Linked DNA regions of Homo sapiens: all the other regions are linked to region 1. A link is a contact called in ENCODE Hi-C or POLR2A ChIA-PET data. All regions are on one chromosome and are shown on one strand. Each heading gives the region's core, a stretch centred on a gene start or an enhancer-like site at or near the end of the contact. The rest is flanking DNA. Distances are from core to core; before and after follow the strand shown. Region 1 has its middle 17 kb from the start of CORO1A. Region 2 holds the start of DCTPP1 (dCTP pyrophosphatase 1). Region 3 has its middle 17 kb from the start of PRR14.

The links. Hi-C counts contacts between places; a loop is a spot of excess contacts on that map. ChIA-PET counts read pairs that join two places held with the same protein, here RNA polymerase II (POLR2A). Pooled maps may share reads with other maps.
Region 2: a loop to region 1 is called in a pooled map, with 2.4 times the contacts of the local background. The contact joins the promoter of DCTPP1 here to the enhancer-like site in region 1. A Hi-C loop is called at or near these places in 1 of 50 pooled maps. POLR2A ChIA-PET finds 5 or more read pairs at or near these places in 3 of 52 experiments (HEK293T, OCI-LY7 and naive thymus-derived CD4-positive, alpha-beta T cell).
Region 3: a loop to region 1 is called in a pooled map, with 2.5 times the contacts of the local background. The contact joins two enhancer-like sites. A Hi-C loop is called at or near these places in 2 of 50 pooled maps. POLR2A ChIA-PET finds 5 or more read pairs at or near these places in 4 of 52 experiments (AG04450, BJ, HEK293 and 1 more).

What each region holds. Positions count from the first base shown.
Region 1 is chr16:30,163,875-30,168,636 of GRCh38, forward strand. No RefSeq gene overlaps it. Among named protein-coding and RNA genes, the nearest start is that of CORO1A, 17 kb to the right of the region's middle. RefSeq lists an enhancer at 2,212-2,471. Within about 2 kb of position 2,502, at least 6 of the 41 ENCODE cell types and tissues checked have a DNase peak (open chromatin) inside an H3K27ac peak, as active enhancers do.
Region 2 is chr16:30,427,811-30,432,528 of GRCh38, forward strand. DCTPP1 (dCTP pyrophosphatase 1) reads right to left here and starts at 2,220. Exons shown (of 3, transcript NM_024096.2): 1 at 2,070-2,220; 2 at 1,247-1,357. The coding sequence starts at 2,170. RefSeq lists enhancers at 323-823, 824-1,324, 2,078-2,157, 2,558-2,667.
Region 3 is chr16:30,631,320-30,635,849 of GRCh38, forward strand. No RefSeq gene overlaps it. Among named protein-coding and RNA genes, the nearest start is that of PRR14, 17 kb to the right of the region's middle. RefSeq lists enhancers at 2,147-3,098, 3,099-4,049. Within about 2 kb of position 3,037, at least 38 of the 41 ENCODE cell types and tissues checked have a DNase peak (open chromatin) inside an H3K27ac peak, as active enhancers do.

The DNA of each region.
Region 1 (4,762 bases), core at 1,252-3,751:
TTGCCAAAAAGAGTGGTTTGTTTGTTTGTTTGTTTATTTGTGTATAGACAGGGTCTCACTCTATTACCCAGGCTGGAGTGCAGTGGTGTGATCATAGCTCACTGCAGACTTGACCTCTTGGGCTCAAGCGATCCTCCCACCTCAGCCTCCCAAGCAGCTGGAACTATAGGCACACGCCACCTATAGTCTGGCTAATTTTTAAATATTTTTAGAGACAAGGGTCTTACTTTGTTGCCCAGGCTGGTCTTGAACTCCTGGCCCTAAGTGATCCTCCTGCCTTGGCCTCCCAAAATGCTGGGATTAGAGGTGTGAGCCACTGCACCCAGCCCGCTAACTTTTTATATTATTCGTTGAGTTAGGATCTCTCTGTGTTGCCCAGGCTAGTCTTGAACTCCTGGGCTCAAGAAATCCTCCTGCCTTGGCCCCTCAAAGTGCTGGGATTACAGGTGTGAGCCACCACACTGGAGCCATTATTTATTATTATTTTGTTTGTTTGTTTGTTTTGAAACAGGGTTGCACTTTGTTGCCCAGGTTGGAGTACAGCAGTGTGATGTTGGCTCACTGCAACCTCTGCCTCCCTGGTTCAAGCAATCCTCCCACCTCAGCCTCCTGAGTAGCTGGGACAACAGGTGCATGCCCAGCTAATTTTGTATATTTTTTGTAGACACAAGGTTGCACCATATTGCCCAGGCAGTTCTTGAACTTCTGAGCTCAACTGATCCACCCGCCTTGGCCTCCCAAAGTGCTATGATTATAGGTGTGAGCCACTGCACCTGGCCAAATTGACAACCATTTTGTTATTTCTCATTATTCTGGGATTTTGAGCAGAAGCATCCTGAGAAAGGAAGCAAAACCTTTTAGTCTACTGAAAGGATAGGCCTGTAATTGTCACAGAATAACTTCTACCACATTCTATCAGTTAAGCAGTCATGGGAGCTGGGTGTGGTGGCTCATGCCTGTAATCTCAGCACTTTGGGAGGCTGAGGTGGGCGGATCGCCTGAGGTCAGGAGTTTCAGACCAGCCTGGCCAACATGGTGAAACCCCATCTCTACTAAAAATACAAAAATTAGCCAGCTGTGGTGGCGTGTGCCTGTAACCCCAGCTACTCAGGAGGCTGAGGCACGAGAATCGCTTGAACCCAAGAGGTGGAGGTTGCAGTGAGCTGAGATTGTGCCACTGCACTCCAGCCTGAGTGATGGAACAAGACTCTGTTTCAAATAAGTAAGTGAGTAAGTAAGTAAGTAAGTAAGTAAATAAATAAATAAAAGATGGATCAGAAGAAGGTGAGATGGCCTGCAGATTACTTAGGGGGTTCCTGCAATGGTAGAAGCAACTCAACTCAGGTAGTGTCGGTAGTGATGAAGAGAAAAGGGGAGATTCAAGGTCAAGACTCCTCACTCCAGGAGGCCCTCCCTGGGGTTCTAATGGGACATGCAGGTCAGAACCAGGAAACACAGAGACAGGTTTGTACCTCAGAGACAGGCTGAGAGTCATCAGAGTTTGCAATTGAAGCTGCCTATGTGGATAAGATAGTGTGGGGAGTTTGAGTGCAATAAGAAGAGATGGAGGTGCGGGACTCACGTCTGTAATCCCAGCACTTTGGGAGGCTGAGATGGGTGGGTTGCTTAGGGCCAGGAGTTTAAGACCAGCCTGGGCAACATTATGGGACCCCCCCCGCCTCTCCAAAAACCAGAAGTATTAGCCAGGCATGGTGTTGCACGCCTTTAGTCCCAGCACTTTGGGAGGCTGAGGCAGGAGGATCGCCTGAGCCCAGGACTTTGAGGCTGCAGTGAGCTGTAATTGCACCCCTGCACTCCAGCCTGGGTGACAGAACAAGACCCTGAATCTAAATAAGTAACTAAGAGGTGGAGTCCTGGGAGGACTCTGGGTGTAATGAGTAAAGCAGAGGAAGAGACACCCCACAGGGGATTGACAGAGAAAGCCATAGAGAAAGATGAGAACAAGGGGAGGGTGCGTCGTCGCATATTCGAAAGGAACATGTTCAAGGAGGAGGCATAGTCAGTAGCATTGGATGGACACCAAAACGTGTTTGCCTGATTTGATGACCAGGAAGTTACTGGTGGCCCTGCTGAGGGCAAATCTTTTTTTTTTTTTTTTTTAATGGAGTTTCGCTCTGTCACCCAGGCTGGAGTGCAATGGCTCAATCTCGGCTCACTGCAACCTCTGTCTCCCGGGTTCAAGCGATTCTCCTGCCTCAGCCTCCCCAGTAGCTGGGATTACAGGTGTGCGCCACCACACCCAGCTAATTTTTGTGTTTTTAGTAGAGATGGGGTTTCACCATGTTGGCCAGGGTGGTCTTGAACTCCTGACCTCAGGTGATCTGCCTGCCTCAGCCTCCCAAAGTGTTGGGATAACAGGCGTGAGCCACCGGGCCTGGCTGGTGAGGGCAAATATATGTGGAATGGCGAGGGCAGAAGACAGACTCAAGTAGGTGGAAAAGTAGGAAATGAGGAAGTGGAGACAGTGAGTGTCCACCACTCTCTCAAGAAACTCACATGTGAACAATAGGAGTGAAATAGGGAAGTGGTTTGAGGTTGCCAAGTTGAGAGAGGTTCCCCCTGCACACAGGAACCTGGGTGTGTTTTATATCCTGAAAAGAGAGGGTCTGCAGAGAGAGGCCTGCCAGTAGAGGAGAAAAGGGTGAAACGATGAGGTGAGATCACTGAAGAAATGGGAGGAATGTGTCCCAAGAGGGATCGGCCTTGGGCCCAATGAGAACCATTACTTTAAAAACATTTTTTTAGAGACAGGGTCTCCTTCTGTCATCCAGGCTGGAATGCAGTGGCGCAATCATAGTTCACTGAAGCCTCCAACTCCTGGGCTCAAGGGATCCTCCTGCTTCAGCCTCCCGAGTAGTTAGGACTACAGGCACATGCCATCACACGTGGCTAATATTTTATTTTATTTATTTATTTATTTATTTGAGACAGAGTTTCGCTCTTGCTGCCCAGGCTGGAGTGCAATGGTACAATCTCAGCTCATTGCAACCTCCGCCTCCCGGGTTCAAGCAATTCTCCTGCCTCAGCCTCCCAAGTAGCTGGGATTACAGGCATGCGCCACCACGCCTGGCTAATTTTTTGTATTTAGTAGAGACAGAGTTTCACCATGTTGGTCAGGCTGATATCGAACTCCTGACCTCGGGTGATCCGCCCGCCTTGGCCTCCCAAAGTGCTGGGATTACAGGCATTAGCCACCGTGTCCAGCCCATATTTTATATTTTGTAGAAATGGAGTCTCACTATGTTGTTCAGGCTTGTCTCAATCTCCTGGCCTCAAATGATCCTCCTGCCTTGGCCTCCAGAAGTGCTGGGATTTCAGGCATGAGCCACTGTGCCCGGGCAGGAGTGCTTTCAGAATGTGAGTCAGTGCTGACCCTGCAGGTAGATGGAAGATCAGGGCCACATGAGGAGGTGCCAGGCTACCAGAGCAACCTCTTGCCAATGAAACTGTTACTTCTTTACCTGGAGACTTGTGGGGGCTCCGTGCTACTCACTGGAGAAAACTCCTTGAGAAGGCTCTGTTTGAGGTCCCCCATGCTCTGCCCCTATGGACCTTCCCAGCATTCTGACCTTTCCTCTCACCCCAAGCATCTGAGGCCCCAGCCTTGGGGGACAGCTCTCCATTCCCTAAAACGTCATGATCTTTTCCTGCCTTCATCTGAATGGCTCTTCTCCCTCCTGCCTCTCTTCTTTGCTTGGCAGACTCCTATTCAATACCTAGTTCAGGCCAGGAGCAGTGGCTCACGCCTGTAATCCCAGCACTCTGGGAGGTGAGGCAGGCGGATCACCTGAGGTCAGGAGTTTGAGACCAGCCTGGGCAGTATAGCAAGACCCCATCTCTAAAAAAATAGAAAAATTAGACAGGTGTGGTGGCTTGCACCTGGAATCCCAACACTTTGGGGTGCCCAGGCGGGCGGATCACCTGAGGTCCGGAGTTCGAGACCAGCCTGGCCAACATGGTGAAACCTGTCTCTACAAAAAATAGAAAAATTAGACAGGTGTGGTGGCTCACACCTGGAGTCCCAGCACTTTGAGAGGCCGAGGCATGCAGATCACTCTGAGGTCAGGAGTTCAAGACCAGCTCAGCCAACATGGCAAAACCCCATCTCTACTAAAAATACAAAAATTAGCTGGGCATGGTGGCAGGCACCTATAATCCCAGCTACTCTGGAGGTGGAGGCAGGAGAATTGCTTGAACCTGCGGGGAGGAGGTTGCAGTGAGCCGAGATCGTGCCACTGCACTCCAGACTGGGCGAAACAGCAAAACTCCATATCAAAATAAAGAAATCATGTCTGCTATGGCAGACCCACAGTCAGCTGCAGCTCTGAGCCAACTGCAGGATGAAGAACCATTGCCTAATTGGAAAGTGTCAGCATCCCAGAATTCAAAAAAGAAATCTGATGAGGCTTTTCCTGCTTGATATATTATATGGAGAATTTAGATCTTATGTTGGTTTGCACAAGTTCCCTGCAGAAAAAAAAATTGCTCTGTGTATATCTCTTGGAAAATAAGATAATACTATTTTTCCTTTGCAAAGGCAGCTATAACAGATGTGAAGACTCAGTGCTCGGTGGTGCCCAGGCTGGAGTGCAGTGGCGTGGTCTCGGCTCGCTACAACCCCGTCTGGGAAGTGAGGAGCGTCTCTGCCTGGCCACCCATCGTCTGGGATGTGGGGAGCCCCTCTGCCTGGCTGCCCAGTCTGGGAGGTGAGGAGCGTCTCCGACCGGCCGCCATCCCATCT
Region 2 (4,718 bases), core at 970-3,469, 260 kb after region 1:
CAGCGAGAGATCCCATCTCTACAAAAAGTAAAAATAAATTAGCCAGGCTTGGTGGTGGCGCACGCCTGTAGACCCAGCTACTCCGAAGGCTGAGGTGGGAGGATCGTTTGAGCTCCTGAGGCTTCAGTGAGCTATGATCACACCAGTACACTCCAGCCTCAGCAACAGAGTGAGACCTTTTCTCTTAAAAAAATGACTGTCCTGGTCTAGGGCTCATCGCCTCTTGCCTGGTCTACACCAGCCAACTCTCTGGTGTCCCCTGCCCCATTCTCTCAGTGATCCATCCAATCCACCCTGTAGACACAGTGACCTTTCCAACACTCATATCTGGTCAGGTCTTCTGTCCAAACTCTCCATCATACTCTAGCCCTAATCATATCTTTGTGGGTTCAACTCCCACCCCTCTCCTCCACAGCCCTATCACTCATCCAACGTGTGCCTATTGAGCGCCTACTATGCGCTGGGCACTTGGGACACATCAGAGAAAACAGATCCCAAATCCCTGATTTTTCCTGAGATGCTTACAATGAAGGAGCGTCAGATTCTCCCTGAATTGAACTTGCCCTTTCTTGCCTCACTGCCCCTGCAAATGTAGTTCCCATGTCTGGAATGCCACAGGCAGGTCCTCTACAGAATACCTTCCTTTCAGCCCCAGAGGCAGAGGAAAAGGGTTGTTGGGCCAGGCGTGGTGGCTCACCCCTGTAATCCCAGCACTTTGGGAGGCCAAGGCGGGTGGATCACCTGAGGTCAGGAATTTGAGACTAGCCTGACCAATATGGTGAAACCCCGTCTCCACTAAAAATACAAAAATTAGCCAGGCGTGGTGGGGGGCACCTGTAGTCCCAGCTACTCGGGGGGCTGAGACAGAACTGCTTAAACCCAGGAGGCGGATGTTGCAGTGAGCCGAAATTGAGCCACTGCACTCCAGCCTGGGCGACAGAGCGAGACCCCGTCTCAAAAAAAAGCCAAAAAAACAAAAAACAAAAGAAGGGAAAAGGGTTGTTGCCACTGCTTCTTCCTAGACGGGACCTGTCCTGATGCTTTCACACCTCACACCTCTCTCTTCCAGGAGGCTGAGTGCCCCTAGAGGGCAGGGACCCGTGAGTCCTCTCTGCATCCCAACAACAGCAAAGAGCCTAGCAATCAGGAGGGGAAACTGAACCCATGAATGTTTGAAGACCAAATAAATGCTCCCCTCCCCTCCCCCACAACTCAGACTCTACCAGGAAGCTTTCCATCTACTCACAAGAGTTCTGCCAGCTCCCCCACTTCCCCAACCAAGGCCAGGAGGAGATTCCGAGGCTGATGGAACTGTTCCCAGTCTCGTTCCGCAGCAAACTCAGCATGGAGGCGGCGGCTGAAATAGGACAAAGGAGTGTAAGTCCAAGTCTCCGGGTTAGAGGGTGATGCAGGGGCCAGAGGCAGCTACCCCCGTAGTATGTAATGGGGCCTGGGACCAGGAGATTCTGCAACTAATTCATTGGATGGTATTGTGCAGGTCATTTCCTCTTTCCGGAACTTGGTTCCCTCATCTATAAAATGGGCGTGCCCCTGAACTGCCCTTAACATCTCGCCAAAACTAACAAAACCCTCTTCATTATTCCATCTCCTGCTGCTACTTCTGCAGTTTCCTCCACCTGGAATCGCCGCACATCAAAATGCAATTTCTCTTACAGAAGGTAGTTCCACAGACCCTTCCTCTAAGAAGCCTTTCTTGACCTCCTCCAGCAAAAAATAACGTCTCCCACCTCTCAGCACTTCGTTTGCCCCTCTCGTACCCCCGGCGCCTGGAGAGCAGAGGCGGTATCTGGTGCCGGTATCTTCCCAGGGCTAGGCTGAAGGGCGTTCCTAGTTACCACTCGGAGGCACCACCCAATTTCCCTTGCCTCAGGTGTGCACCGCTGCGCCCATTTTGCAGATGAGGTAAGAAGGCTCACCCAGGGACAGCCCACAGAGCCAGGACCCGAGCCCCGCTGCCAGCCCGCTTCCCGACCACGTGGAGGAACCCTCCCCAAAACGCGGGAGAAAGGGGCGACTTCCCCACCCCGAGCTGGGCCAGGCCTGCTTACATGTCCTCGAGCGTGGGCTCCGGGCTGAAGCTGAACCGGCCGGGAGCAGCAGTGTCCTCTCCCCCCGTGTCCCCACGAATCTCCCCACCGGCCACAGACATGCCGCCCACCGCTGCACCGCGACTTCACGGAAAACCCACGAGCCACGCTCGAAGCCCCGCCTCCAGAGCTCCGACCAATTACGGGAGTTCTCTATTGCCTCACGGGGCGGAGCCTGAGGAAAGAGACCAATGACTTTTGTGGAGTTTGCTACAGCCCTCCCCTTCCCTCACTGGACCAATCTGAGGGAGCTTCAAGCGCGCGTTTCTAGTCTTAGGCCCTGGAATTCTTCCGCTAGGCCCTGTGTCTAAAGGTAGAGGTACCAATTCGACCTGGGGAAGAGACGAAGGGCAGAGGGTGGGGGAAGCGCAGGCGCGTCACTTCGTTTATGGGCGCCAGAGGGCGCCAAAGCGAAACGGCAGCGGAAGAGGGCCCGTCAGGTGGAAAACCCTATAAATGAAAGGCCCTATGCATAGGTATTAAATCAGGGCTTAAGGACGTTGAGAAACCTCGAGGCCAACCCCCACACTATTTGGATGGGATTGAAGGGGAAGAGCGGAGTAAGATCAGACGGCAGTAGGACTTCAGCTCCCCGCCATCGCTGTGTCCTGTGGTTGAAACGATGGAGGTCGCCCCATCCCTGTCCTAAGGGAGGCAGTAGGCCCCAGCGCAACGTACATTGCCCTGAAACACGTGGCCCCTTATGGTCTGGCCTGTGCCGGCCTCTCCAGCCTCATGGGTCCCCAGCACGGCTCCTCCACCCCACACACGAGAACTCCAGGCTCCACTCACACCAGGGAATACGCGAGGTGGCGAGTCACAGGGTTGCTGCTTTCAAATCAGAACCACTGAGTTATTGGCCATGGGAGGAGCAGAGATCTTTATGAAACCCTAGAACAGGTGTAGTCTTGCAAAGAATGATTTATTATTGTACCCTTATTAGGGCTACTATCTCTGATTTCCACGTTTAAAGAGGCTTCCAGCTTGCTGGAAGTGAAAGCGTAAGAAAGCGCAGGAAGAGGCAGAGTCAGATTTTGGAAATTAAAATCCCAAGGCTGTGACAATTGCAATTCTAGGTATATGCCCTAGAGAAATTAATGAATATGTGCAGAGAGACACATGCAAGAAGTTCATTACAGTTTTGTTTCTAAGAGTGAAAAAAATTGAAAATAAAATGACTATCAACGGAAGAATGGCTACATGGAAGTATATTTATACAAATGATATTATCCAGCAGTTAAGATTGGATACATGCAACAGAAACAAGTTTAAACTGCTTTTAGCAAGAAAAAGAAATCTATTATTTTTATTTTTTAAATTTTTTATAGAGACAGGGTTTCACCATGTTGCCTAAGCTGGTCTTGAACCAGGATTGCTGGATTGGGCTCTAGCAATCCTCCTGCCTTGGCCTCCCGAAGTGCTGGGATTACAGGCACGAGCCACCCCCACCGGCCACAAGGAATTTATTGTAAGGATACAAGAGTGTCTCCAGAATACAGTGGGACCTCAGGAATGAACTGGAACTGGGGTGGCTGTTTTAAGCATTTTACATATTTAATCCTCATAGCAACTAATTTAATCCTCACAAAAACCCTATATGGTAGGTAATATTGTTGTCATCCCCATTTTAAAGATAAGGAAACTGAGGCCGGGCGCGGTGGCTCACGCCTGTAATGCCAGCACTTTGGGAGGCCGAGGCGGGCGGATCACGAGGTCAGGAGATCGAGACCATCCTGGCTAACACGGTGAAACCCCGTCTGTACTAAAAATACAAAAAATTAGCTGGGTGTGGTGGCGGGCACCTGTAGTCCCAGCTACTCAGGAGGCTGAGGCAGGAGAATGGTGTGAACCTGGGAGGTGGAGCTTGCAGTGAGCCGAGATCGCGCCACTGTGCTTCAGCCTGGGCGAAAGAGCGAGACTCCGTCTCAAAAAAAAAAAAAAAAAAAAAAAAAAAAAGATAAGGAAACTGAGAGGTTAAATAACTTAACAGCTAGTAAAGTGGTAGAGCTGGCGTCAAATCCAGGCAGTTTGGCTTCACAGTCTGTTATTAGACCCTATGATGTATTGCCTGAAATGGCGATAAATATGAAAAAAATAAATGTAACTGTATTTTAAATACTATGAAAGGCTGGGCGTAGTGGCTCATGCTTGTAATCCTAGCACTTTGGGAGGCGGAGGTGGGCAGATCACTTGAGATCAGGAGTTTGAGACCAGCCTGGGCAACATGGTGAAACCCTTTCTCTATTAAAAATACAAACTTAGCTGGGTGTGGTGGTGCATGCTTGTAGTCCCAGCTGCTCAGGAGGCTGAGGCATGAGAATCACTTGAACCCGAGAGATGGAGGTTGCAGTGAGGCGAGATTGTGCTACTGTACTCTAGCCTGGGTGACAGAGCAAGACCCTGTCTCAAAAACAAAACAAAACAAAACAAACAAAACAAAATCTGGGCATGGTGGTGCACACCTGTGGTCCCAGCTACTTGGGAGGCTGAGGTGGGAGGATCACCTGAGCTTAGGGAGGTCAAGCCTGCAGTGAGACATGATTACGCCACTGCACTGCAGCCTGGGCGACAGAGTGAGACCCTGTTTCAATAAATACATACATATATACT
Region 3 (4,530 bases), core at 1,787-4,286, 470 kb after region 1:
AGCCTGGTGCCACCTGGAATCTAAGAGAATGGAAATGCCTAGAAAAGGTACTGAAATTGCCCCAGACAGTTTCTGTAGTGGGAGATCTTTGCAAATGATAGGCCCTGAGAAGTCTGACTTGAGGCATACAAGGGTTCTCTTGTCTCAACAGGATCTTTTGGAACCTTCCTTCTCCTTGGGATCCCCAACTTCGGATACCACAGATCTCAGCTTTTTTTGTCCCATCCAAGAGACAAGGTGGTTGGCCAGGCATGGTAGCTCACACCTATAATCCCAGCACTCTGAGAAGCTGAGGCAGGCAGATCACAAGGTCAGGAGTTCGAGACCAGCCTGGCCAATATGGTGAAATCCCGTCTCTGCTAAAAATACAAAAATTAGCTAGGTGTGGTGGCAGGAGCCTATAGTCTCAACTACTTGGGAGGCTGACGCAGGAGAATCGCTTGAACCTGGGAGGCGGAGGTTGCAGTGAGCCGAGATCGCCCCATTGCATTCCAGCCTGGGCAACAGAGCAAGACTCTGTCTCAAAAAAAATTAAAAAAATTTAAAAGGTGGTTTGGACCTCTTAGATCCTGAGGGAGAAGAAATTAGGCAGAGCAGGTGTAGGAGACCCAGAGGAAGTCCCTGGTGGAAGAGGGGAACAACTCTGACAGGTCCTCAACTAGGAAGTTGGGGATACTTATCGAACTTTTTTTTCCTTCTTAAGAGCCAGGGTTTCACTCTGTTGCCCAGGCTGAAGTGCAATGGCATGATCATAGCTCTCTGTAACCTCAAATTCCTGGGCTCCAGCCATTCTCCTATCTTGGCTCCCCAAAGTGCAAGGATTACAGGCCCGAGCCAACACACCCAGCCAAAACTCTAAAATTTAAACCTTTATTTTAGCCTCAAGCAAGTATTCTGGACCTAGAGACACTGAATTGAAAGAAAACCCTCATTAGGAACTAGGCCTCATTATCTTGCCTTATGTATTATTTTTCTCTTGTAACAATATTGTGAGTATAATAATTATATTGTAATGTATTACTGTGTTAAAAGCATCAGTTTCTTAAATGCAAACACTAAAAATATATAGCTATTTTTGTATTCCTCTTTTGCTTTTGTTGTGTATGGACATGGGGTCTCACTGTGTCACTAGGCTGGGGTGCAATGGTGCAATCACAGCTCACTACAGCCTCAAACTCCTGGGCTCAAGAGATCCTCCCGCCTCAGCCACCTGAGGAGCTAGGACCACAGGCGCCCGCCACCATGCCCAGCTATTTTTTTTTTTTTTCATTTTTGTTTTGTTTTGTTTTGTTTTATTTTTTGAGATGGAGTCTCGCTCTGTCGCCTAGGCTGGAGTACAGTGGCGCAATTTCAGTTCACTGCAACTTCCACCTCCCAGGTTCAAGCGATTCTTCTGCCTCAGCCTGTGGGATTAGAGGCTCCCATGACCATGCCTAGCTAATTTTTGTATTTTTAGTAGAAACAGGGTTTCACCATGTTGGCCAGGCTGGTCTCCAACTCCTGGCCTCAAGTGATCTGCCTGCCTGAGCCTCCCAAAGTGCTGGGATTAGAGGCATGAGCCACCGTGCCCAGCCTCGTTTGGTTTTTTATTTTTTAAATGTTTGGTTTTTTTATTTTTTTATTTTTTTTGAGACAAAGTCTCGCTCTGTCGCCCGGGCTGGAGTGCAATGGCATGATCTCGGCTCACTGCAACCTCCACCTCCCGAGTTCAAGGGATTCTCCTGTCTCAGCCTCCCAAGTAGCTGGGATTACAGGCATCCACTGCCACGCTGGGCTAATTTTTTTGTATTTTTAGTAGAGAAAAGGTTTTTACCATGTTGGCCAGGCTGGTTTCAAACTCCTGACCTCAAGTGATCCGCCCGCCTTGGCCTCCCAAACTGCTGGGATTACAGGTGTGAGCCACCGCGCCCAGCAATATTTTATTTGCTTTTGTTTTTGTTTTTTTGAGACAGAGTTTCACTCTTGTTGCCCCAGCTGGAGTGCAATGGCACGATCTTGGCTGGCTGCAACCTCCACCTCCTGGGTTCAAGCGATTCTCCTGCCTCAGCCTCCTGAATCTCTGGTATTACAGGCGCCTGCCACCACGCCCAGCTAATTTTTGTTATTGTTAGTAGAGACGGGATTTCGCCATGTTGGCCAGGCTGGTCTCGAACTCCTGACTTCAGGTGATCCACCTGCCTTCACCTCCCAAAGTGCTGGGATTACAGGCGTGAGCTGCTGCGCCTGGTGTGTTTGAGTTTATACTGGGTAGGGAGTCATGGTTAACGCCTATAATCTCACCCAGAGTCTGAGATGGGAGGCTCCGTTGAGTCCTGGAGTTCGAAACCCCGTCACTACAAAAAAATATATATAAAGAAAAAAAAATTAAGCGGGCGCGGTGTGGCACCTGTGGTCCCAGCAACTCGGGAGGCTGAGGTGGGAGGATCACTTGAGCCAGGGAAGTCGAGGCTGCAGTGAGCCAAGATCACGCCGCTGCATTCTAGAATGGGCGACAGCCTAAAAAAAGTCAGCCTTAACAATAACAAAAAAGACAATGGCTAGGGCCCCTCCCAACCTTTCATGCCCTACCCGGAGCCCCTGCGCGGCCCTTACATTTAAAAGCCCCTTTGGGAGGCTGAGGTTGGCGGATCACTGGAAGTCAGGGGTTCAAGACCAGCCTGGCCAATATGGTGAAATCCCGTCTCTACTTAAAATACAAAAATTAGCCTGGCGTGGTGGCGGGAGCCTGTAATCGCAGTTACCCTGGAGGCTGAGGCAGGAGAATTGCTTGAACCCGAGAGACGGAAGTTGCACTGAGCCGAGATCGCGCCACTGCACTCCAGCCTGGGTGACAGGGCGAGACAACGTCTCAAAAAAAAAAAAAAAAAGCCCTAAAGGACCACTCTTGGATCTGATCCTGAGAAAGTCCCTTAGAAAACATGGCGACGCCAGCCTCACCACCTGTTTCCAAAAGCAGTGTGACGCCCTTCGCTCCCTTAGTCAAGCTAATCTTACTAAATAAGGAACAAGCTTCCCCTGAGGCTTGCCCTTCAGCGCACTGGCACTGCCCACCCGAACGGGCGTCACGGATCCTGGTCAGTCTCTAGGATCGCGCTCGCTGATAGGACGCTTCTGGTCGAACGTCCAAACAAGGTGTGCGGTGATTGGGCCGCGGAGGGCGGGGCGTTTGAACGGCGCGTGCGTGGGAGTTCCCCAGGCCGGCGTCATTAGGATCCTGGTGGGCGGTGGGACTTGGGTTCAAAGAAGACCAAGCAGGCAGACGTGTTCGGGGGCCCGCGGGTTCCGAGACTGGAGACTGGACCTTTGGCTGTCCCCACGTGCATTCTAGGTCAACGGTGCGGTGGCAGAACCCTGGGGCTCTCCCCCGCGGAACTCGGCCCTGGCCGAGGCCCCAACCACGCTAGTAGGAGGAGGCCGAGCATCCCTCCTCGAAATCGCGAAATCCCGGCCCGACAATGTAGCCACGGAGTCGAAAGCCGCGTGCGAACTTGGCACTCACAAAGCCTAGATAACCGTCTATTTTCTCCTGTAAAATAGGAGGGATGGACCCCCACAGATCATTGTAAAAGGTTCTTACAAAGAAAAATCCTCCTGGACTGGGCACGGTGGCTCACGCCTGTAATCCCAGCACTTTGAGCGGATCACACTTCGAGACCAACCTGACCAACATGGAGAAACCCCGTCTCTACTAAATTAGCCGGGCGTAGTGGCGCATGCCTGTAATCCCAGCTACTCTGGAGGCTGAGGCAGGAGAATCGCTTTAACCCGGGAGGCAGAGGTTGTGGTGAGCCGAGATCGCGCCATTGCACTCCAGCCTGGGCAACAAGAGCGGAATTCTGTCTCAAAAAAAAAAAAGAGAGAAAAGAAAAATCCTGGAAGTCAAGTAAAAATGTGTGAAGGTGTTTTATAAAATATGAAATATCTAGAATACACAAATCTATAGAAGGACTCGGGGAAAGGGGAGTGAATGCTAATAAATACAGAGGTTCTTTCTGGGGTGATGAAAATGTACTAGTACTGATTGTGGCCGCGCTAGCACAAAAATCCGTTTCATTGGCCAGACGCTATGGCCCAGGGAAAAAAAGAAGGACTAGGGGGAATGGGGAGTGAATGCTAATGAATATGCAGTTTCTTTTTGTGGTCATGAAAGTGCACTAAAATTTTCATGCTAGCACAAAAATTGAATTGTACACTTCAAATAGGTGTATTTGTGATGTGCATTCTAGCTCCATAAAACTCAAAATGTGTGAAAATTCTTTGTAACTTTACTAAAAATTGGGGGCACTCTATAGTTTACAAAACTATCCCCATCCAGGCAGGGCACGGTGGTTCACACCTGTAATCCCAGCACTCTGGGAGTCTGAGGCGGGCGGATCACCTGAGGTGAGGAGTTCAAGACCAGCCCGACCAACATTGTGAAACCCCGTCTCTACTAAAAATACAAAATTAGCCGGGCGTGGTGACGCATGCCTGTAATCCCACTTACTCGGGAGGCTGAGGCAGGAGAATCGCTTGAACCCGGGAGGCAGA